Regions from separate parts of the Mus musculus genome. Here region 1 is linked to region 2. Evidence: chromatin loops called from intact Hi-C (ENCODE). Cell type or tissue: heart. All regions are shown on one strand. Links, peaks and the distances in the headings refer to the core of each region. The heading gives the core; the rest is flanking DNA. Region 1 holds the start of Gm36440 (a long non-coding RNA gene). Region 2 overlaps Otogl (otogelin-like).

What was found. A loop is a pair of places that touch in the nucleus more often than their neighbours do. Peaks named below come from ENCODE experiments on the same cell type or tissue, not always from the same donor. Only the 100,000 strongest peaks of a DNase experiment are listed, where the experiment ranks them.
Region 1: a loop joins it to region 2, with 3 times the contacts of the local background. A loop is called at or near these places in 10 of 42 quality-filtered maps.

What each region holds. Positions count from the first base shown.
Region 1 is chr10:108,437,954-108,455,087 of GRCm38, reverse strand. Gm36283 (predicted gene, 36283) reads right to left here. Exons shown (of 3, transcript NR_155870.1): 2 at 3,866-4,119; 3 at 3,472-3,554. It overlaps Gm36440 (a long non-coding RNA gene), which reads left to right and starts at 10,282. Exons shown (of 2, transcript XR_380772.2): 1 at 10,282-10,389; 2 at 10,499-10,770. In heart, for the core only: a CTCF peak has its summit at 8,788 (motif pointing right); DNase peaks (open chromatin) are centred at 8,257, 8,887, 9,287, 10,447 and 1 weaker place; H3K4me3 peaks cover 2,499 bases; H3K27ac peaks cover 4,443 bases.
Region 2 is chr10:107,856,308-107,861,307 of GRCm38, reverse strand. It overlaps Otogl (otogelin-like), which reads left to right. Exons shown (of 58, transcript NM_001177567.2): 21 at 168-242; 22 at 2,361-2,413; 23 at 4,178-4,340. Among named protein-coding and RNA genes, the nearest start is that of Otogl, 54 kb to the left of the region's middle. In heart, for the core only: a CTCF peak has its summit at 2,409 (motif pointing left); no DNase peak of the experiment used is centred there.

The sequences.
Region 1 (17,134 bases), core at 6,821-11,820, 590 kb before region 2:
ACTTAGCCAAATTTATCTTTTGCCGGCCTGAGATAAAACCCCTTATCTCCACCCTCCTCAGGCTTCTGTCCCTCTTTAGGCCTCAAGCTCTTCTATCAAAACAGCCTTAAAAGCAGAGGTCTAAATTCCTTAGCTCTAAAAGAAATGTTTGTTGGAGCTTCAAGGATGACCTTTCCTCAAGGAGCTGTGTGGGCGGCAGAACTTGGAACTACAGCCTGTGCGAGAATCCGAAAGCGGGAGGTTCCTGCAACCTGCGAAACTGCACGGTATTGCAGCTGCCGGCTTGGCCCACGCTGTGGATGCAAATTCGTTTCAAAATGTCACACTGTAGACTCTTTCCTTGGGTAGGTCATAGTCCACAGATGATGTGTAAACAATTAATTTTCCCTTCAGGAACGTAAGTACAAGTACCTAAAAGGCAGGGTTAGTACAACTGACTGATCTCCCGTTTCACAAATAAATAAGAATTTATCGGCAGACATGGTCAAACCATGGTAAGCAGTAGATCAAAATGTGTGAGGTAGGGGCTGGAGAGATGGCTCAGCAGTTAAAGGCACTGACTGCTCTTCCAGAGGTCCTGAGTTCAAATCCCAGCAACCACATGGTGGCTCACAACCATCTGTAATAAGATCCGATGCCCTCTTCTGGTGTGTCTGAAGACAGCTACAGTGTACTTATATATGATAAATAAATTTTAGAAAAAAATGTGTGAGGTAGGATCGAATAAAAGATGAATTTTAGCAGTGTGGACATTAATGTGCCCAACTTTCTCTCCCAGAAACTTCTACCTTCGATATTATGAACTGTTACAGTGCTCAGTGCTCAGTCCTAGAACAAAAATAAGAACTGAGTCTATGACAGGCAGGTATTCACTGTGTGGATTACAATGATGAATAGGACTCAGCCCACCAAAAAAAAAAAAAAAAAGAGCCGGGCATAGTGGCGCACACCTTTAATCCCAGCACTTGGGAGGCAGAGGCAGGCGAATTTCTGAGTTGAGGCCAGCCTGGTCTACAGAGTGAGTTCCAGGACAGCCAGGGCTATACAGAGAAACCCTGTCTCAAAAAACAAACAAACAAAAAAAGCCCCAAAAAAAGACTCAGCCCACTACAAAGCAATTTGCAATATAATAGTTTTAGACAGAAATGTGTGCAAATAATATCAAATCACTCAAAATGAAATTCAGGAAATCCCCCAAATCTGGGCAGAGTTCTCTTCAAGGCTGCCAGCAGCTGTTTCTGCCTGGACCTGCTTTCCCTCCGCCAACAGTACAGAGGTCAATTAGAAGAAGCAGGCCTTTGCTGAGCCTGCAATGCTCACAATTGCCCTGCCCCCAACCTGTGGTTCCACCAGCCTTGACTCCCTGGGCCTGCCATCTAGCTTGCTGCTTTGGGTAAGTATGAGTTGAGTAAATATTTTCTTGAGGCTGAAAATTTCTAACGATTTGGGTAAACAGACTCCAGAGTTTCTGGGGCTGGGCCAACCACACTTTTTCTTTAGGAAAAAAACAAAAAACAAACAACAACAAAAAAAACGCCTCATCCCTTTTCTTTCTGCCTTTTAAAGACATGTGGATAATTTTTGGATTAGCTTCTCTCTCTCTCTCTCTCTCTCTCTCTCTCTCTCTCTCTCTCTCTCTCTGGTTTTATTGAGTATGGGACTGTGGACAAACCCTGTTTAAGAAATTCTCCCTTCACGAAAGTAGGCCTAATTTTACATCTTCAGCTTCCCACCTATATGCTGACAGAAGTCCCGCCCTGTAAAATCATCCATTTAAAAGGATAAACAGACTCTCAGTAAACACCACAGTGTTTATTTGAATAGGAAAAATATACATAAGTAGTGGCCAGCAAGATGGCTCGGAGAATCAAGATGCTCCCTACCAAGGGTGCGGAGCTGAGTTTGGAGAGAACTGTGAGGTTTCTTCTTAAGCCCACACGTATACCGTGGCCTGTGTGTCCCAGCCCCACGTACATACACATAACAAATTAAGAAATGCAAACTATATAAGTAGAACATTTTGTAGTTTAGACTCATAGAAACAAACAAATCCCAGAGATCGTCCCATCTCGTGGTTTATGTCATGATTTTGTTTCATTTCTGTCTCTTTTGAAGGGCTAGGAAGCGAGCTGAGGACCTCGCGCATGCGTCGTAATCACTGGGCTACATCTCCCAGTCCTAACTTTGTCCAGGGTCTCACCATGTAGCCACGACTGACCTTGAATTCACTGGGTAGGTCAGAAGAGACGGAAACTCGTGATCCTCCTGCCTCAGCCTCTCACAAAGCAACAATTACAACCCTAGACCATCAGACGTGATCTCTTATTTTATGAACTAAAGGATTCACTCCGAGTCTATTTACTCATTCGCTCATGCATAACAAGTGACTGCAGTTTCGGTAGCGTTGGACCCTGCCTTACCACATCACGCGCTGTGGAGGAGAGGCCAGCAACCTGCAGTTTAGCAAGTCTTTCTAACACACCCACAAGCCTGAGGAATTCTTCCCTGCGCCCTATTAGTCAGGTGTATTAGTCAGGGCTCCTTAGCTTAACCGGATTAAACAGAAAAGGGGATCTGTTAGGCCATGCATATGAAAATTTTAGGGGGTAATACTTCTTCCTGAATAATCTGTGAAAAATAGTATATATTTTTCAATAGCTTCAAATGCCCTGCTCTGTGAACTAAATACTACTCTGGTGGGGTTATCCACGCCTTACTCCCAGGTAAACCGCGCCTGCCTGGTTTCCCAGTGCCGTCCAACAGATATTTAGGCACGAGGTTTGCGGTATTCAATTCCGCCACCACATCATGTCCATGTAACCCATTCTTGCAGGATCCATGACATAGCCGGGAGTAAAATGCTCTCCGTGCTCGCATCCCGTCAGAGAGCTTGCCTTGGCTTCACGAACAGCCTCATGTTTGACCATTGTGTGAAAATCCTATCTGCTCCAACTCTTCCTTAAGCATAGTCTTAGGAACGCCTATTCTATCTCGGATCTGACCCATACGGTATAGCCGTTGATTATCATTCTGTCAGGAACTGTTGTAGCATTTCTAAAACCTGGTATTCATTTCAGTAATTGCACGTGATGATAAGGATTAGAGGAATTCCATGTAAGCCAATGGTTGGCTGATTAAACCTCACAGGGTGGGAGGGACTTACATATCAGATAGTAACTCTTACTTGCCAAGTTCCAATGTGTTTCAACTAACATGACGTTTGTCCCATTTGTCTTCAGTCTGTCTCACTCACCTAGTGGGTGTGTTTGAGAGAGGCTATTTGTGTTTAGTGCAGCTTCTTCCATTTTGGGAGACTTGTAAGGGGAACCTTCAAAAGAAGACAACGCCTTTATCGGAGCAAAATGGGGAAGGGAATGTGGGCAGGCTGGCGATGTTGCAAGTTCATCTTCAAGCAGATGGTTTGTTTCATATCTGAGCTGAAGTTACTAATGCTCTCGTTACTGAAAGGTGGCCACTCTCCAAAGCTGCTTCATCTGCAGCAAGGGACATTTGATTCCCATTTGCCTGCGTACATCCTTGGTCCTCCAGGTGATCTGCGCTCCCGAGAGGAAGAAAACGGCTGTTGTTATCACAGTAAAATTAAATAATAGCCAACAACCATATCTTCTGCTATCTCCAGGAGTTGCCTTGCCCTCCTGGAGATTCATTCAAACCCCCCCCCCCACACACACACACACACACACATACACAACTGCCTTCTTTGCCATTTAAATTGGAGTTTGCTGTGAGAGAGGGACTGCTAGCTTTTCACCAGATGCATTTTCTTCTGCTTTATAAAAAACAACAAGACATCTAAATTTTTAAGGCGGAAAACGGCAGCCCCCAAAATAAAGACATTTCTCACCTCCGTGTCATGTACGTAAGTTTGGCCAGTGAGGGCTCACAGAGGGAGTTCACTGGAAACGAGAACAAAAGATACCCTTTGCTTCTGATTCTTCCTTGCTGTTTGCTGAAACGCAACCCTGATGTCTGGATGGAGGGTGGCCCTCCTGAAGCTGGAACTGGGAGGCAGAATGGGCTCCTGCGTGCTGGAGACAGCAGACCGTTCAATGGTTCGGAATTTCTGCAAGCTCCTTGTGAAATCCTTGTGGCTTGAAACTGTTCATGGTAGGAAAAAAATTTTCACCATAGGAATTAAGCAAATGCTACACAAATCAAGACTGCCTCCTCGCTACCCCTTGCCCTAAAAGTCAGTTTCCTCGTACTCCTGTGGAAATGACAGAGAAGGGCCTGAGGCCCTGAGAGTGATAAACAGCTCATCTTTCAAGCCTTAGATGACAGAAAACTCAGTCCCCCTCTTGCCTACTTATTTCCCTGTCTGCTTTCTGCCGGACAAAACCAAACCCAACTGGAACAAATTCCCACACAGAACCTGGGATCCAGCTACCACAGCTTTGCAACTTTAAGGTAATCGAAAAGGAATTTTCTGACTAGTTTTGCCTAAGTCAAGGATCCACATCTTAGCATTGTCTGTAGCAGCCAGGGATGTGGGTTCCATGGTACAAACCTGCTCCCCCCAAACTGTCCTTGTAATAGGTTCTGTAAGTTTACACCCACAAAAGAAGACAAGGGCCAAGCATGGCATTCGAATTAGTTCACCATGCTACCAGGAACATACGGATCTTTAGTGTCTAGATTCTATATTGTCTAGTCTATATCCCTTTAAGCCTATATATCTGAATTATTTTTCAAAACTCCATCATAAATAATGTCAACATGTTCTTTTCATAATTGTTAGATACAGATATTCTGTACCTGCTTAGCCATTCAATACTGTCCCTCATTACCTGAGTTTCATGTCCTAGTTATTTCAACATGGCCTCCCTCTTCACTTAGCGATTCCTTTATGTTGGTTCTAACACACAATTCTAACCAGAAATGCCTGACCGGGGCTGTTCAAATGACGATGCTTTGCCGGCAGAAAGGTACGAGAGTGTGGCCTTCAAGTGTCCACTGCAGTGCAGATCAAAACACCCACGAGAAAGCAAGACAGTAATGTCCCCGAGACAACAGGGGGATAGAGAAGCCCTTTGGCTTAATGAGAGGCCAGATATAACTGCATCAGGGAAGAGTGGTCAGCCTCTATAGCTGGAGGCTTGTGATTTGGAGAGCTAAAGGGACAGCAAAGGCCATGGCCACAGTAGTGAACAGAAATGTGTTCCAATCAACTCTGACATAATGACCTTTACTCCTATTGAATCAATTGCCATAGACGAATTCAAGGATCTAAATTTAGCACTAAATTACATGTATTTAAATGAATTTGTGAGTGGTCTGTTATTAGTTCCTTCACTGGATCTCACACAAGGCTAGGAGATCTGAGGTAAAGCATACAAATAGCAGACTTTTATCAAGTACAAGAGAATATCGCAGAATGTGACAAACCATGCTCCCAGAGAGGAAGTGGGCTGTTGTGTCCATGATCACAGTCTCCTTAGTAACTTCCATAAGATGCCGTAGCATCCATGAGGCCCCAGTTCCCTCACTGATGTCTGATCTTCAGATGGACATACCAGTCTAACTAGATCAATAGGACACAAAAGCCAGCGCTATTAGAATGTTCGCACAATCTCCTTTGAAGGAGATGCTAGGAAGGGATGTTCCCTCTCCTCCTCTGCCTCCCCAGAAAGGAGGGAAGTACTGTAGAAAGGTAGGCTCTATTCCAACAGTGGAAGACGAAGACCCAGATAGGAAAAGAGAGAATGAAGAGAGCCACTGAACAATAGGGACTTTAAAGGCCATAGGAAGACGAGACATTCCTCTTATACCCCAATGGACCAGAAGAAACAGATTTAGGCTCTGACCAACATCCCAAATAAAAACTGGGGAGAGAAAGCAGAAAAGTTGCATCTTAGAGAAAGATGGACAGGCCCAAAGTTGGCCGGGACCGAACTAGGGAGCAGGAATTCTGGGAAGGAAAAGAAAAGAATAGTAGCCTTTAAAGGGATAATTATTCTACCTCCTTCTGTTTTTTTTGTTTTTGTTTTTGTTTTTGTTTTTGTTTTAAGAATGACTTGAGGTGAGTCTACCTTCCTGGGGTGGTCCTGCCTTTTTTAGAAGAGCAGTGGTGACCTGACCCAACTGAACTATCTGGTCTCTACCACAGCCAGAGAGTTGGCGTCCCTTTGATCTGGAGGGGGTCTAGTTTCCCCTGAATAGACACTTACTACTGTTGGGTTACCTCCACTTTAATATACTGTATACTGAGTATCACTAAGAACAACATAAAACTCTGCATTACAGTCCATGTTTAAAGAACTCCGCAGATCTGAGGAACGGGGATTGCAGGAAGTCAACCTTTCTGTAGACGCAGTTGTTTGATGAAAAACTTTCGAGAAAACAAATGATGCAATTTACAGAGTAGCCGGAGTCCCTGCCAAAGTCCCTTCTTGCTTGGAGAGAACTGGGCTAGGCCTCCACAGGACGAGGCCGTGATAGAGATGTGACTCGCCACTGTCAACACCAAGCTGTGGAGTGAAGAGTGACTTGGAGAGGAAAGAGTCACCATCTCTGAACTGAGCCAGCACATGGTCCTCGAGAGCCAGAAGGAGGAGCCGGAGAGACAAGCTAACGTGCAGAGGATGTGCCAGCTGTCCAGACTGGATACTCTCTGGAGTAGCAAAAACCAAAGGGTTTCTTATAGCTCTTATCAACTACAAAGAAGGCTAGAAGGTAGCTGGGTTTAAGTCAACAAGCTTCTCAATTAAGCACGTATCGTGGCGCGAAGCAGATCACCGCACCTCGGGGACTCAGCATCCCCAAGGATATGTGGTATAGTCCTCCTAAGAGCCAGCACATGAACCGGCTCAGGGGGCACACGCCTTTAATCCCAGCACTCGGGAAACCAAGGCAGGCAGATCTCTGGAATTCGAGGCCAGCCTGGTCTACAGAGCCGAGTTCCAGGACAGCCAGGGTTACACAGGGAAACCCTGTCTGGAGAGGGGGAAAAGCCAGAGACATGAGATTTTCTATGTAAAACTCCAAAGAAACAGAGCCACGTAGTCAACACTGGTCAAATAAGCAGCTACGCCCTACAGAGAACACAGCAGCCTCTCTAGGGCAAGGAAGAGCCTTCAGATCCTATAGCAAGTGTTGTCGGGGTTGGGCTGGGGAGTAAGTGGGGGGGGGTGCTAATACTAAGGATTATCACCTCTACCTCTTTGAAGGAGGAGGCAGAGACTTTGAAAGCAACTGACTTTAGACATTGAAAATGAATACTGCCAGCCTTAAGACTTTCGGGATCCAGGGCACTGAGCTGAGGTGCCACTAAGGAGGCTTATGGCAAGTGGCAGGCAGAGAATTTTGACAGAGTACACTTAGTAACAATTACGGGGGGGGGGGGAACCCTTTCATGTTTGTACCCAGATGCAAGCAAATATCCTCACTAAACTGCTCTTATGTTAATGTTTGCACTTCCTGAACACAAGGAGAAGTGCCCCTCCACAGAGGTTTCCAGGGAAGCAACAGAAGGGACAGGGTGGCAGCTGTGATAAGGTTGTGGTGTTTGAAGGTTACGGTAAGTCTCCATCGAAGGCCAGATATATTGTAGAACAACGGCTGAGTTGAGAAGGGTGGAGCCCCAGAGTCCATCTCAGAAAAGAAATCATTCTCTTGAGCGACTCTAGTTGTCACAAAGGCTGTTGCGAAAGCAGTTGCGCTCTCGATGTAGTTTCTGGCTCCTCTGACGGCTGTCCTTATACTTGTGTGAGTTAAACGCAGACACAAATGTAGCCAAATTCAGACTGGGGACGGAGAGTCAGAACAACTGTTGTGTGGTGACACTTGGGAGCCAGTCCCTGGCTTTTTTTTTTTTTTCTTCCCTTTCTATTAAAAAAAAAAAAACAGTTAGCAAAAGTTCTTTGGCTTAGCAAACCAGATAGAGCATGCAACATTTGAGCCCCAATGCATGACATAAGAAGATGCCCATTTTCATTCAGACTCTGAAATCTCAGGATAAGGAATGAAATGTCAAATAATTTCACACATCTATAGTTTGCTATGCAGCCTTTCCCAGAGACCTCTGCTTCCAGACGAACAGACAAGGGGATTTCCGGCAACCGACACTTGGGTAGAAGGGTCAGTGCCACATCTTTAGGTAACTGTGGTCAGAGGTAAAGATTGCTCCTTCCACAGCTCTGATCCAAAACTTCCTTTCCCCCGGGGGTCTGAGAAGCAGCAGCGCCAGACAGTCTCAGCATTCCTGACATTCCCTAAGGGCTGAGGCAACTCTAACCCTGGCCGCTCCTCAGGCACCTGAGGGACTGGACCACTAGCTCTTCCGTGGGGAGCTGAGTGCAAGGACAGGAGAAAGCCCTAAAGGCAACGCAGAGGAGGGTTAGAAAGTTCAATAAACGATCCTGGTCTAACCAGCAACCCGGGCTCCTATGCTCAGGCCGCAGTGACTCACCTAAGCATGGAAAGAGCTGGAAGGAAGCTGAAAGCCCTTAAGTCCATCCTGAATAAAGATTTTTAGCTAGAATAACTTGGGGGGGGGGGGGGCGGAGCGCGCGTGCGCACACATGAACGCAGGCATGTATGCCTGCCTGCCTGCCTGCCTGTGTGTCCTGTGCGTGGAGTAGGCTCACTGAATCTCTTCAGATTCCCTGTGCTGAACAATCCTTACTAACTTTCCTTGTTCCCTGCTACTCTGTCAACCTTCCTGTCCCTTTGTCTTTCCCCATACACGATCTGGAAGCTTGCTAAGGTAAATGGGAGAACTGGAAGGGTTTTTTTTTTAATTCATTAAAACTGCACACAGCCACTAGAGGGCAGTGCTGATACGAGTCTCTCCAGATTTCCTCTCTCTTCAAACTCAGGCTGGCCCATCCGCACATCCTGTAACAGGATGTTTCTGAACTCTTCCTTCAATTCTCTGCGTAAATAAACAACCCAGGCTGGATACACCCAGACTCACATCCCAGTAAACCCGCGAATCACGCAGGTCCAAATTCCTGGTAACCTACAATCTTGCCTAATTTTATAACATACCACAATCAGAGCTGAAACTCGAACTCTGCCCGAGTTTTGGAATGCCTCTCAAAACGCTATCCGGAAGAGTTAAAAGAACTTTGCCAAGAAAAGGCACGTTAAGTGTTCTAGGGCAGCTTGGCTGTACATGATTCTGTTTTTATTTCTATAGTCAAGTTCTCAGTGTACGCTTTGGTCAAAAGCAGAGGAGCTCAGCTGGGCGAAATCTGTAAGATTAGTCATGTACACAAACAGAGGGACGGAGAGCCACGGATGTTTGTCTTGGCACTATGAGTATAAACTGGGGTCTGCTGAGTCTATCTCAGTGACTCAGTGGACCAAGAAAAGCAAAGATAAAAGCCGTGCGTTCCACGGGCAGAATTTCTTTTCCAAGTAGTTCAGCTTAGGGCTCAGGGATCTTGCACCTCCGCGTAGAAAGCAAGCCAGCATCTCACCACCCAGCCTTAAGCACTAGGGTAGCTGTCTCAGCCTGTGGGTCGCGACCCCCTTGACAAAGCTCTATCTCCAAAAATATTTACATTAGGATTCATAACAGTAGCAAAATTAGATTATGAAACAACAAAAGTAATTTTATGGATGGGGGTTCACCAGAACGTGAAAAACCACTGGAGGCTAACATGTGGCTGAAGACTAGGTAAAGCTGAAAGGGGCTTGACAAGGATACAGGGCTGGGCACAGCACTCTGGGCCCCCGGAGCTGGAGCTGTTCTTCTTCAGACACTCGTATTTACTGATACCAAGCTTATCTTTGGTTTCTCAGCAAAGGCAGATAAGGTGAGGGAAATATTTGTAGGCAGAGATTTCTGGAATTTCCCCACAGTGTTGAAATAGCCCCGAGAGTTCAAGAAGGCCATATTTGGACAATGATAAGTATGTTATTTTTTTTTTCTATCTTTTCTGTTTTCCCTGCTATATAATAACATTTAACCTCCTTCACACAAGGTCAGGGGTGCTGTCCCAAAACTGCCCCAAAGGCATCTCTTTTCCAAGGACAGGAGATCCAGGACCCTCCCAGGGTCATGAACATATATACTATGTTTCTAAAGGGAAAATGACCAACAGAGGCAGTGCTTACTGAAGTCAGACGGGGACTGTAACTCAGCAAACCTTCCTCATGAGGGAGAAGATGGGATAAACAATGGATTCCTAGCTGAAATCCTACAATTGTGGAGAGGTCTTCCAGGGCTGCACTGCACTTGGGGGAAGGGGGGGCAGGAGGAGAAAAGGGAGGAGAGAGAGAGGGAGAGGGAGGGAGGGAGGGGGGAAAGGAGAGGGAGGAGAGAGAAGAGGAGGGAGAGGGAGAGAGAACAGAAAAACAAAGATGGAAGTGTGTGCCATTAGGAGGCTCTGAAAGATTACTCCTGACGCAGCAAAACCTGAGGTAAAATGTTGACAAAGGGCGGAGGTGGAGACTCCACCCTCGTTCACCTGCTCCTGACCTCTGAGGCACTGTCAGCAAGACATCATCCATGAGTCTTTTTCTTTTACAGATGTTTTATCTACAGGATGGTGCGCCCCAGGAAATCAAGAAACAACCACCTCTCCTCTCTCCCATCACCTTACAAACCCAAGACCTGGCACACTGGGAAAAATAAAAACAGAACCGGGCAAGAGATTCTCAACGGTCCGTGAACTCCCGGTAGGAACTTGGCTAAATAGAGTTGTTTCGGGTACATGACAACTTGGCCTCTTCTGTGTTCTCCTGAATGTATAATTGATGTGGCCCATCTGTTTCCAGTAAAGGAACTTTTGTTTTGCTTTTTGTTGTTGTTGTTGTTTCTCCGCTACTTTCAGGCAGAACGAATGGCTTTCTCATTAGGCAGTGTTCACGGGCTCTTAGAAGACGCATTTAGAACAGAAAGCCCCCTCCCCCTTCCCACCCCAACACCACTTAGACTGCCAGCTGACTTGAGACTCTTCCTTCTCATTCCATGCTGGTTATATGAGAAATCCTGCTGGTCTCCGTGCAGGGAGCTTCCCAGGTGAGACTACTAAATACCCCGGGATGGGACAGTGTAGTTATTACAATCCCGTGGTACTCTCGTGGATGTGTGGGTTGGCAGCTGCCAGCCCCTGTCGTTCCGGGGCTTAGAGAAGGGAAATAACAAGGAACATCTTCTTGGGTCTCCAAGCTCACTCTGCAGGTATTTGCTGAGCATGCCTCTGGCATCCGAGTTTAATAATGATTAGAATCTAGCATAGCAAAAGAAAGCCAGGCTGTGTTCTTCCCAGTACAAGGAAACACACCACCAACAAAAACTTGAGTAATGGTGATTTCACATGCACAGAGGAGAAGGAGGTAGGAAGGGAGGAAGGGAAGAAGGAAGGGAGGAAGGAAGGAAGGAAGGAAGGAAGGAAGGAAGGAAGGAAGGAAGGAAAAAAGGAAGGTATTGGTGAAGTTGGAAAACAACTGAGAACCCTTCCTGATCTACTGAGGTAAAATGTCAGGAAATTCCTCAGAAAGCTATAGAGTCACCATATAGCAATCCCACCCATAAATGAATGCCTACGAGAACCAGAGCATGACTATTATCTAGTAACTAGTGCATGGCTATTCAAAGAAATGTTTCTCAGCCCCAACGTTGAAGTAACCCCAAAGTACTACCTACCAACTGATAAAGAAAAATGTGCTTCTTATGTATGGTGGCATGGGTTAACCCAAGAACATGCCTAGTGAAAAAGTCGCAGTGCGCTGGCTATTCCTGGTTGACACCTTGACTACATCTGGAGTGAACTACAATCCAGAAATGGAGGGCACACCTATGAACCAGACCTTGAGGCTGGAAGACACAAGTTTCTGACCTGGATCTTGGCATGGAGATCTTGAGGCACTGTGACCATGAAAAGTTTAGACCCAGACAAGGTAGTGCATGCCTTTAATCCCAGGAGACTAAGGCAAGGAGATCTCAGAGTTCAAGGTCAGCCTGGGACAAAGCAAGTCCCAGATCCAGGCGTGGTGGTACACACCTTACTCTGTGCCACACCTTCTGCCGGTGGCCTACATAAGGACTCTGGAAGAAGCAATGTTCACTCTTCTTCGACTGCTTGCGCTTACATGCCAGCACATCTGTTGGAACCTACTTCTACAGAAGACCAGCTGAAACAACTAGCCTCATGGGACTGAGCCACTACTGGATTCTTGGACTTCCCATTCACAGCTGCCCATTGTTGCGTTAGTTGGACTGCAGACTGTAAGTCATTACAATAAATTCCCTTAATAGAGAGAGGCATTCCATAAGTTCTGTGACTCTAGAGAACCCTGACTAAGAAGTGGGTACCAGGATTGGTTCTAGAGAAGCAGAAATCTAAAGATGAATCTTTTAAGATTCTGGAGTTGGTTTAATAACTTTCCAGCACCTTTAGCTACTGAAACTTCTCCAGCTACTCTTGCTCCTGGGAGCTCAGAGAGTATGGAGGGACCGTGGTGAGAACTGTATTTCAAACTTAAAGAAGCAAATACCTTTGATGATCTTGATCAATCAATTGTGACTGGTAATGAATTAGGTGACCCAGTATAAGAAGTTTTCTATAATTTGGGGGAAAATAAGATAAATGATTATGTCGAAAAGCCAAAAGAAGAAAGAGAGAGAGAGAGAGAAATGATTTTGCTGGCTTGTTGCTCTTAGTATCTCTGGACAACTTGATAAAGGAAGAGAATGAGCTATATGATAAGAATGTATTGGCCCCAGATGCACATAAACACTCTAAAGGTTTTTAAGTGTGCCCTTGAAGGGAATCTTCTCTCCAGCAGCCATAGAGCTCATGTTGCAGAAAATCAAACAGAAGCCCTTGTTATAAGGTTGGTTGAATTACAGCAAAAAGTCAAGTCTCAGCCGCAGAGAATGACAGCAGTTAAAGGAAGGGCATTAATTGGCAAAGAATTAATGGGATCCTATAACTTGAGATGGGGACATGTGGGAAGACCCTATTGAAGCTGAGAACTTTGAATCCTCAGATTCTCAAGGGTTTACCCCACCGGAGGAAATTGTTCCCCTCAGCCCCACCCCTTGAAATAATACCTTTTTTACATGAGAAAATTAATAAATTAATCCTTCATTGTCTGATAAACCAGCAGTGACTTTCTCAGAGGAAAATGCCAGACAAGACAATACTGATGTTCCTCAAGGCCCACCAATAGTTTCTTCCAGACCTATAACCAGACTCAAGGCCAAGCAGGCCCCTAGAGGGGAGGTAGAAAGTGTAGTCCATGAGGAAATTTGCTGTACTACTAAGGAGCCTAATGAGTTTGCTAATTCATTCAAGCAGAAGTCTGGGGAATATGTGTGGGAATGGATTGTAAGGGTGTGGGATAATGGTGGAAGGAACATAAAACTAGAGCAGGCTGAGTTTATTGACATGGGCCCTCTGAAAGGAGATTCTGGATTTAATATGGAAGCTCACACAGTTTTAAAAGGTGTCAGAAGTTTGTTTGAATGGTTGACTGAAGCATTTATCAAAAGATGGCCTACTGAAGAGGAGCTGGTAAGACCTGGTATTCCTTGGCTTAGTGTCGATGAGGGGATTTTAAGGCTCAGGGAAAATGCAATGCTAGAGTAGATACGCCATGTAAAGCCTAATCCTCCACAATGGGAAGGTCCAGAAGATGCCCTTCACCAGCCCGATAAGACGCAAACAGGTGACTGGGGCACCAGCACAATTGAAGAGTTTTGTTCTTGCCCTTTTCCTTGTGCCAGACTTTCGTGTTGGAGATGCCGCTGCTCAGTGGAATTAAATGCAATGGGTTTAATTGGGCCCCAAGATAGCAAGAGCCAGGTGGCAGTATTGAATTACCAGAAACAAGGTAATCATAGTTGTTATAATGGGCAGCATAGACAAAAACGTTTATGGTGACCTAGCCCGTAATGGTCAGCACAAGAGAGGTGAAATTTATAATGGCATGTACGGACCTTTGGACTGGCTAATCTATTGAAGTGTTTCCAGGCATGAAATAGATAAGAAGTCGACTGCATATCTATTTGATCTGTATACGCAGAAAAATTCTCAAACAAAGGAAAGAAAGGCTACATTGGATCATGGCAAAAGGCAATCTCGGCCAGTGAATCAATTTCCAGACTTGAGCCAGTTTGCAGACCCAGAGCCCCTTGAATGAAGGGGTGGCCAGGTTTCCCTGAGGAAGGATTTTGACACCTAAAAGTTTTGCTGTTAGCCTTTCTCCAGTTCTTCCACAGAGGGACCTACGTCGTTTTACAAGGGTGACTGTCTATTGGGGGAAGGAAATAATCAGACTTTCAGGGGTCTATTGGCTACTGGTTCTGAATTGAGATCCCAAAAAACATTGTGGCCCTCAAAATAGAGGCCTATGGAAGCCAGGTGATTAATGGAGTTTTGGCTGATGTCCAATACCTCGTAGGTCCAGTTTGGGGGAACACATCCTGTGGTCATTTCCCCAGTTCCAGAATGTATAACTGGGATAGATTTAGAGGTTGGCAGAATTCTCATGTTGGCTTTCTTCTGACTAGTGAAGTGAGGGCTATTATGGTTGGAAAGGCCAAATGGAAGCCTTTAGAGTTGCCTCTGCCAAAGAAAATAGTGACTCAAAAACAGTATCGTATTCCTGGAGGAGTTGCAGAAATTACTGCCACTATCAAGGACTTGAAAGATGCAAGGGTGGTGGTTCCCACCACATCTCCCTTTAAGTCTCCTATCTGGCCAGTGAAGAAGACAGATGGAGAATGACAGTTGACTATTGAGCTGGGCGTGGTGGCGCACGCCTTTAATCCCAGCACTCGGAAGGCAGAGGCAGGCAGATTTCTGAGTTCAAAGCCAGCCTGGTCTACAAAGTGAGTTCCAGGACAGCCAGGGCTATACAGAGAAACCCTGTCTCAAAAACAAAACAAAACAAAACAAAAACAAACAAACAAAAAACCCAAAGAAACAGACAAACAAAAGACAGTTGACGATCAAAAACTAAATCAGGTAATAACTCCGATGGCAGCTGCTGTACCAGATGTAGTTTCCTTACTTGAGCAAATTAAGACAGCTCCTGGCACCTGGTATGCAGCTATTGATCTGGCAAATGCCTTCTTCTCAGTACCTGTCCATAAGGACCACCAGAAGCTTTCAGCTGGCAAGGCCAACAGTATACCTTCACAGTTTTTCCTCAAGGATATATTAACTCTCCTGCCCTGTGTCATAACTTAGTTAGAAGGGATCTTTTTTGTTGTTGTTTTGTTTTGTTTTGTTTTGGTTTTTTTGAGACAGGGTTTCTCTATATAGCTCTGGCTGTCCTGGAACTCACTCTGTAGACCAGGCTAGCCTCAAACTCAGAAATCTGTCTGCCTCTGCCTCCCAAGTGCTGGGATTAAAGGCATGCGCCACCACGCCCGGCCTAGAAGGGATCTTGATCATCTGTCTCTTCCACAAAATATCACATTGGTGCACTATGTTTATTGATGACATTATGCTGATTGGATCAAGTGATCAGGAGACAGCACCACTCTGGATTCATTGGTAACACATATGCATAACAAAGGATGGGAAATAAATCCAACCAAAATTCAAGGACCATCTACCTCAGTGAAATTCTTTGGAGTCCAGTGGTGTGGGGCATATTCAGATATTCCTTATAAGGTGAAAGATAAATTATCGTACCTGGCCCCGCTCACTACCAAGAAAGAAGCACAACGTTTAGTGGGTCTATATGGATTCTGGAGACAACACATCCCTCTTTTGGGTGTGTTACTTAGGCCTTTTACCAAGTGACTCAGAAAGCTGTTAGCTTTGTGTGAGGTCTGGAACAGGAGAAGGCTCTTCAACAAGTCCAGGCTGGTGTGCAGGCTGCTCTACCACTTGGACCATATGATCCAGCAGACCCGATGGTACTTGAGGTGTCTGTGGCTGATAGAGATGCTGTTTGGAGCCTCTGGCAGGCCCCTGTAGGTGACTCACAGAAGAGACTTTTGGGATTTTGGAGCAAAGCTCTACTATCATATGCAGACAACTATTCTCCCTTTGAAAAACAACTCTTGGCCTGCTAGTGGGCCTTAGTGAAAACTGAATGTTTGACAATAAGATACCAAATTACCATGCAAACTGTACTGCCCATCATGAGCTAGGTGTTGACCCACCAAGTCATAAAGTAGGATGTGCACAGCAGCAGTCTTTTATCAAATGGAAGAGGTCCCATGATCGGGCCCAAGTAGGGCCTGAAGGCACAGCTGTTCATTGTTGGGTTCCTTGGACTACAGATTATAAGTCATTACAATAAATTCCTTTAAAATATAGACATATTCCATAAATTCTGTGACTCTAAAGAACCCTACAACAGGCAGATTCACAAATAATGTATGATTCTCTTTATATTAATGCGTAGGCAAGGTAAGAAAGCACAGATAAAAGTAGATCAAGAGTTATTATATAGTTGGGAGAAGAGTAACAAGCAAGGGTTGTCAAAGGATATGAGAGATTTGGGCTTTGATAAAAAGTATTCTGAAATTATATTTGATGACTGCACAACCTTCTCAATATACAAAAAAAAAAAAAAAAAAAAAACAACTGAATTATATCTTTTGAAAGGGGGACTAAGGTAAAGTGGTACTCAATAAAACAAGGTTATTCTCCCTCATGTCATTAGTGTCATATTAGAACAGAATGCCGCCGGGCGTGGTGGCGCACGCCTTTAATCCCAGCACTCGGGAGGCAGAGGCAGGTGGATTTCTGAGTTCGAGGCCAGCCTGGTCTACAAAGTGAGTTCCAGGACAGCCAGGGCTATACAGAGAAACCCTGTCTCAAAAAAAAAAAAAAAAAAAAAAAAGAACAGAATGCCATGCTGCACAGCTGAGCCAGAGACTTTAAGCATGAACAGTAAGAGGGACAGAGGAGGAAGAAGGGATCCACTCTTAGGAAAGACCGGGTTGGATGTACTTAGTGCACGGGTACAGGACCGTGGGCTAGGGCACTCCATACCATGAAGGGACTCTAGCCAGCCCAAACATGGCAAACCTGGTTCTGACAGCCCTTGACCTTCTGCCCATTTCCTCTGCCTTTCTAAAAACTGTTAGATGACAGACAGTCCTGAAGCTAGCCACCAAGGTCTATTCCCTTATTTGGCCACTTTCTCCTCCTGAGGCTGACTACCAAGGTCCAGCTATTCAAGTATTGAAGTC
Region 2 (5,000 bases), core at 1-5,000:
CTATGTCTAGTTAGTTGTCTGTCGTTTGCACAACATAGCTTTGTGCAGTCCCATAGAGTGGTGAAAGTCTATAGTGGCCAATTGCAGAGCGAAGAGTCAACAGTCATTTTGTTTGTGTTGGGAAAAAATTATATCTTATATTATTTACTTCACCTTTTCCCTTACAGATATCACTGCCGGTGTCATTATAGGGGGAGCATTTACCAGCCAGGGGAGCTCATTCCAACCCCCTCAGGCTTATGGTAGGTGTGTTAAAGAATATATTAACTATACATATATATGTATACCCATATATATATATGTATATCACATTAGAATATGGAATGTCTAAGGCATGTACTGGTGCTTGCAGAATAGATTTCTAAATTTAATCACCATGAAGTTAAACAAAAGCCCTTTACAATAAGCTTTTGTTAGTAGATGTTAAGAATAGGTAGGCATTCAAGCTACATCCTGAGGTCTTATAGGTTAATGGCTCATCTACACAGCTCAAAAAAAGAAAAATCAATTCTGGCATAGGTCTGAACCATAAGCCACATAGGAGTCACTCCTCATGATGGATATCAAACAGTGTCCAACCACACTCACAGACTACCATTCACTGTAGTTATGTCCTGTCTGCCAAAAATGCAGTCACGTCTGCATGCTACCCATTTATCCACACCTGTCTCTCAGGATCCTCCTTCTAGTTGCACTGCAGGGGCTCACAGCGGATCCCCTTGGGTAGACAATGACAGCGAGACAGGATTGCATGGTTTCTACTAACCTGGCACTGTTCTGAGCATGCTGTACACATTATTAATTAAGCCCTCATGAGTATAACTGCAAGAGATAGATCCTGCCATCTTACTCCAGTTTATACACGAGCAGAGTGAGGCACATGTAGTTAAGCAGCCCGATAATGGGGCTGGGATTTGTGCCCAGGCACCCGGCTTGGCAGTGCTCACTCAGTCGCAGACCTTGCTTCGCAGTTCATTTTAAACTAACAGCAAGCTATCATTCACAAATCAACTTGCCTTTATAATTAATTCCATCTTTTCCCCACCACCCCCTGATTAAAACACAAAGAAACAACTGCATCCTTTCCTGTGTAGAATATATGACTATCTACAGTTTCCCAAGCCAGAATTCTGAGAATCATTCCGACTCCTTTCTCATGCTCAACACTCCCATCTTGAAAATTCGTAGCAACCCTTGATTTAACTTGGTTTTATTTTCTTCATGTACATCAAATCCATTTTTCCCTTCCTGTCCTGCTGCCTTAACAGTGACACTCACCTCCTCTTCCCTGCCCCTCTCTAAAAATTATCTTTCCTTTACACTGCTATAACAAAATACCAGAGGCTGGCCATCTTATAAAGGTTTACTTAGCTCATAGTTATGGGGGCACAAGAGTGTTGGGTCCACAGGGAACAAAGAGTCAAGGAAGCCAAATCTTCTCACACTAACCCACCCTTGTAACCTGCTCAGTTCTGAGAGATTCACTTTAGGTTATAAACATATTCATCTTTTTCAGAAGTGGTTTCTCTGGTACCAAATCACTTTGTGCCTTAAGCTGCAGCTCTTAAAGTCCCACCTTTTGACAGTATCACAGTGGGGACCAATCCTTAGCACATGTCTGGGACTGGATAAACCATAGCAAAACCATTGCTTATTAGTCTCCTTGTCTGTAGTCTCCTTCCAAGTGTTGGAAGAACCTGTTTTGAATTCAATATCCTTAACATTATTTATTTAAACATAGTAAAATAAAATCCATCCTTCATTAGAGCCCAAACCAAAAATATTTAGCATAATGACCTTATTTGCATCCCTGTCCCCAACCTGGAAGAAGTATAATATGTAGACCTGGCTGTCTCACTTCCTTTATGACGTTGGCAGTATGGGCTAACACAGCTCTGAGTGACATTCTGTTGCTTAGAGATGCATGTGTGTAGTTTTCATGTGATGTACCTCTTGATATGTTGGTTTCTTCATTTTTCAAACATAGAACACATGGTCTGCTCTAAAGCTGAAGGGAAATCTGTGCCGGGATATTTCCAAGGGTCGTTATGAACAGAATTTTAGTAGTTTTTTAAATTTTTTTTTTTTTAGATCTTAGATATATTTTTGTGTTGAAAATGTGATGTTGTTTGAATTAATTGTATATTCTCCTGTTCTTAGAATATAAGCATTTGGGTCAGGCTAGTAACAATACCATGGAGCTTTTAATCCTCCTGTCTCTAACAAGGCCCCTCACATGGAGGTGTTTGATAAAATGTGTCAAAATTAGATAGCTGTCTTGGATGTGGACTGAAGGGAATGATTTATTCGTATAAAACTCAAGATTTTGGTCTATAAACTAACTATTTCTTTACTTCTAGCCAGTGTTCAAATGGGACTGTGAAATGTGATGAGCTAGCAACACCCTCTACTGGTGAGTTCCAGAAAAAGCTTTTCCCGAGCAGCATGCATCTCAAACACTGCCCCTGACTCTTCTGACAGAAGGCTCTTATGCACCTCCTTATCCAAGCACGGGAACATTGTAGTATCATGCATTCAGAACCACGTTCCAATGATTCCCGACTTTTTTTTCACATCACTAATAATATTTGTGGGACCGTGGAAAGTAAGTATTTAAGGCGGCTTAGAGACACTGATGGTCAGTCAAGCATGTAGCTTTTATATTGTCTACCCCAGCACCACCTCAGGTACCTGAAAGGCTTTAGGGGTATAGCCTGGATGCTGGTTGTAACGTAGTCGTGGATCAGAAAGCAGAAAATTCTATCCTAGGCCAACACGCCTCAGCTTTTAATATCCACACAACGAACTGGAGATCTTGTTAAGACTTATGATTTGATTTTGAATGCGAAGCCACCCCAGAGATTCTGAATACCTACCAATGACCAAGGCAATGCCAGTGTTTCTAGGTCCTGGGATGTGTCTGGGGAGCAAGCTTCTAGGGTTACATGCAACAAATGGAAAATAGCATACAACAAGAGTGTGGTGGCACTCTCCTGTAACCCAGCACTGAGAAAGCAGGGGGCAAAGCCATCCAGGCCTCAAGGACAGATTCAGCTATGCAGCATTAGAAGCAAACCTGGCTTGTGTAAGACTCAGTTATAAAAATGGAAAATAAAAACAAAGGGTTTATAAAATATATCCATTGCTATTTCTCTTAGACTGTAACTTTCCACTTTCCACTAGAGTATGTAGCCTGAAGGTCTACAAATTAGAGGGTCGCATAAATCTGTATTTTTGTCAGATGAATAACTTATGGACACATGGCTGTCATTCTGTTAGATAGGGATATTATGGTTCTGTTAGCTATTTAAATGTATGTGGTTAGAAATCAGCTTTGAGCTGAGCATGGTGGTGTGTCTCTATACTCATTAAAGAGGCTAAACCAGAGGGAGGACTTACAGACCAACCGAGGCTTGACAGTGAGACCCCGTCCCTTAAAACACAAAATAAAGCAATAAAATACTTTTTGAATTACACATTTACTTTATCAGGATTTAGGTCAGTCTGGGCAGGTCATGTGACTGGGCCTCAAAGCTAACACAATAGCGACTGGAAATCCTCACTTATGCCCCTTGTAGTTCAGGGTAGCTCACAGTTAAAGCAGGGATTACTAGGTAGCCTGCTTTCTCAACGGAGCCCTCACGAATCCATTCCTGTGGTCTCACCCAAGTGTCTTATTTGATCCCTGACAGCCCCAAAGACTTCTGGGAAACAGATACCCCCTGGACCCCGGTCATGCCTCCTAACAGGGGCCTCTGTACTACTCTACAGTGTAGTAGAGGTTGATGAAAATAATGACTCAGAGGCAAGGCAAGGTGAAGAAGTAACATGCATTTATTATGGCTTTGTAAATGCTTAAATGCGTATTGCAGCTTTCAGTCATTAAAATTGGTGTGTTTGAATTCATCTTGTTGACTTCAAGAAAGTATATGCTAGTTATTTAGTGAATTGTGGGGGAAGGATGGCTAAGGTTTTCAGGTTTGAAACAGCTTTTGGGAATTTTGAGATGGAACAGACTCTGGCTAGGTCGTGCTGATGAGCTCATAAACTCGGGGATCACAGAGAGCATTCTTTCACTATAGCGATCTGGTCAGTGGGTTTTGTTCGGATGATTTGTGCATAAGACTTTGGGCCAAATACAAAGTTAAAGCCGTGTTATCCATGCTTGTATCTGAAGTCCACGCCTGCCCAGAAGGGAAGGAATATTTTGACTGCAGGTTTCCTGACCCTGCGTTACCAGCTGGTGGTATAAACTGCGAGACGACGTGCGCAAACCTGGCCATGAACTTCACCTGTGCTCCATCCTCGCCTTGCATCAGTGGCTGCGTTTGTGCTGCAGGGTGAGTTCCCCTTTCTTGACAGTACAATCATTCATGATTTAGAGGACAATTAAAGTCTCTTAAAAATATCCTTGGGGTCACTAGGTAATGTGAGCTGGTTAATAGAATTTACCTGTCAGCCTAATGACCTGAATTGGATTTCTTGAACCTACATAAAGGTGGAAGGAGCTTGTTGATAATATCAAATTTTCCTCTGACCTCCATATTCATATCATGATACACATAGGCCCAGGTGTGCACATCACACACACACACACACACACACACACACACACACACACACACACACTCTTAGAAGTAATTAAAAAATACTCTTCACAAAGAATAGCCAAAATCTTTATTGAGAACAGTTGTTAGTTAACTTTGAGTTGGTAGCTAACTTTGAATTGGTAGATTGATGTAACTATTTTAACTAGGCTAATTTAGCATTGTGCAATATAACTAGAGTCATGCACCAAATTGAAGAAAAAACACATTTTAAGGTAAGGTTGGGATTTCTCCAAAATTGTTTGTGTATATATATATATATATATGTATGTATATAAATAATTTTATTTGGTTATTTTAATAAATATATAACCTTATACATGTGTGTGTATTTACCATCATATATATATACATATATATGTATTCTATTGATGCAATGGTTGTCATTGACAT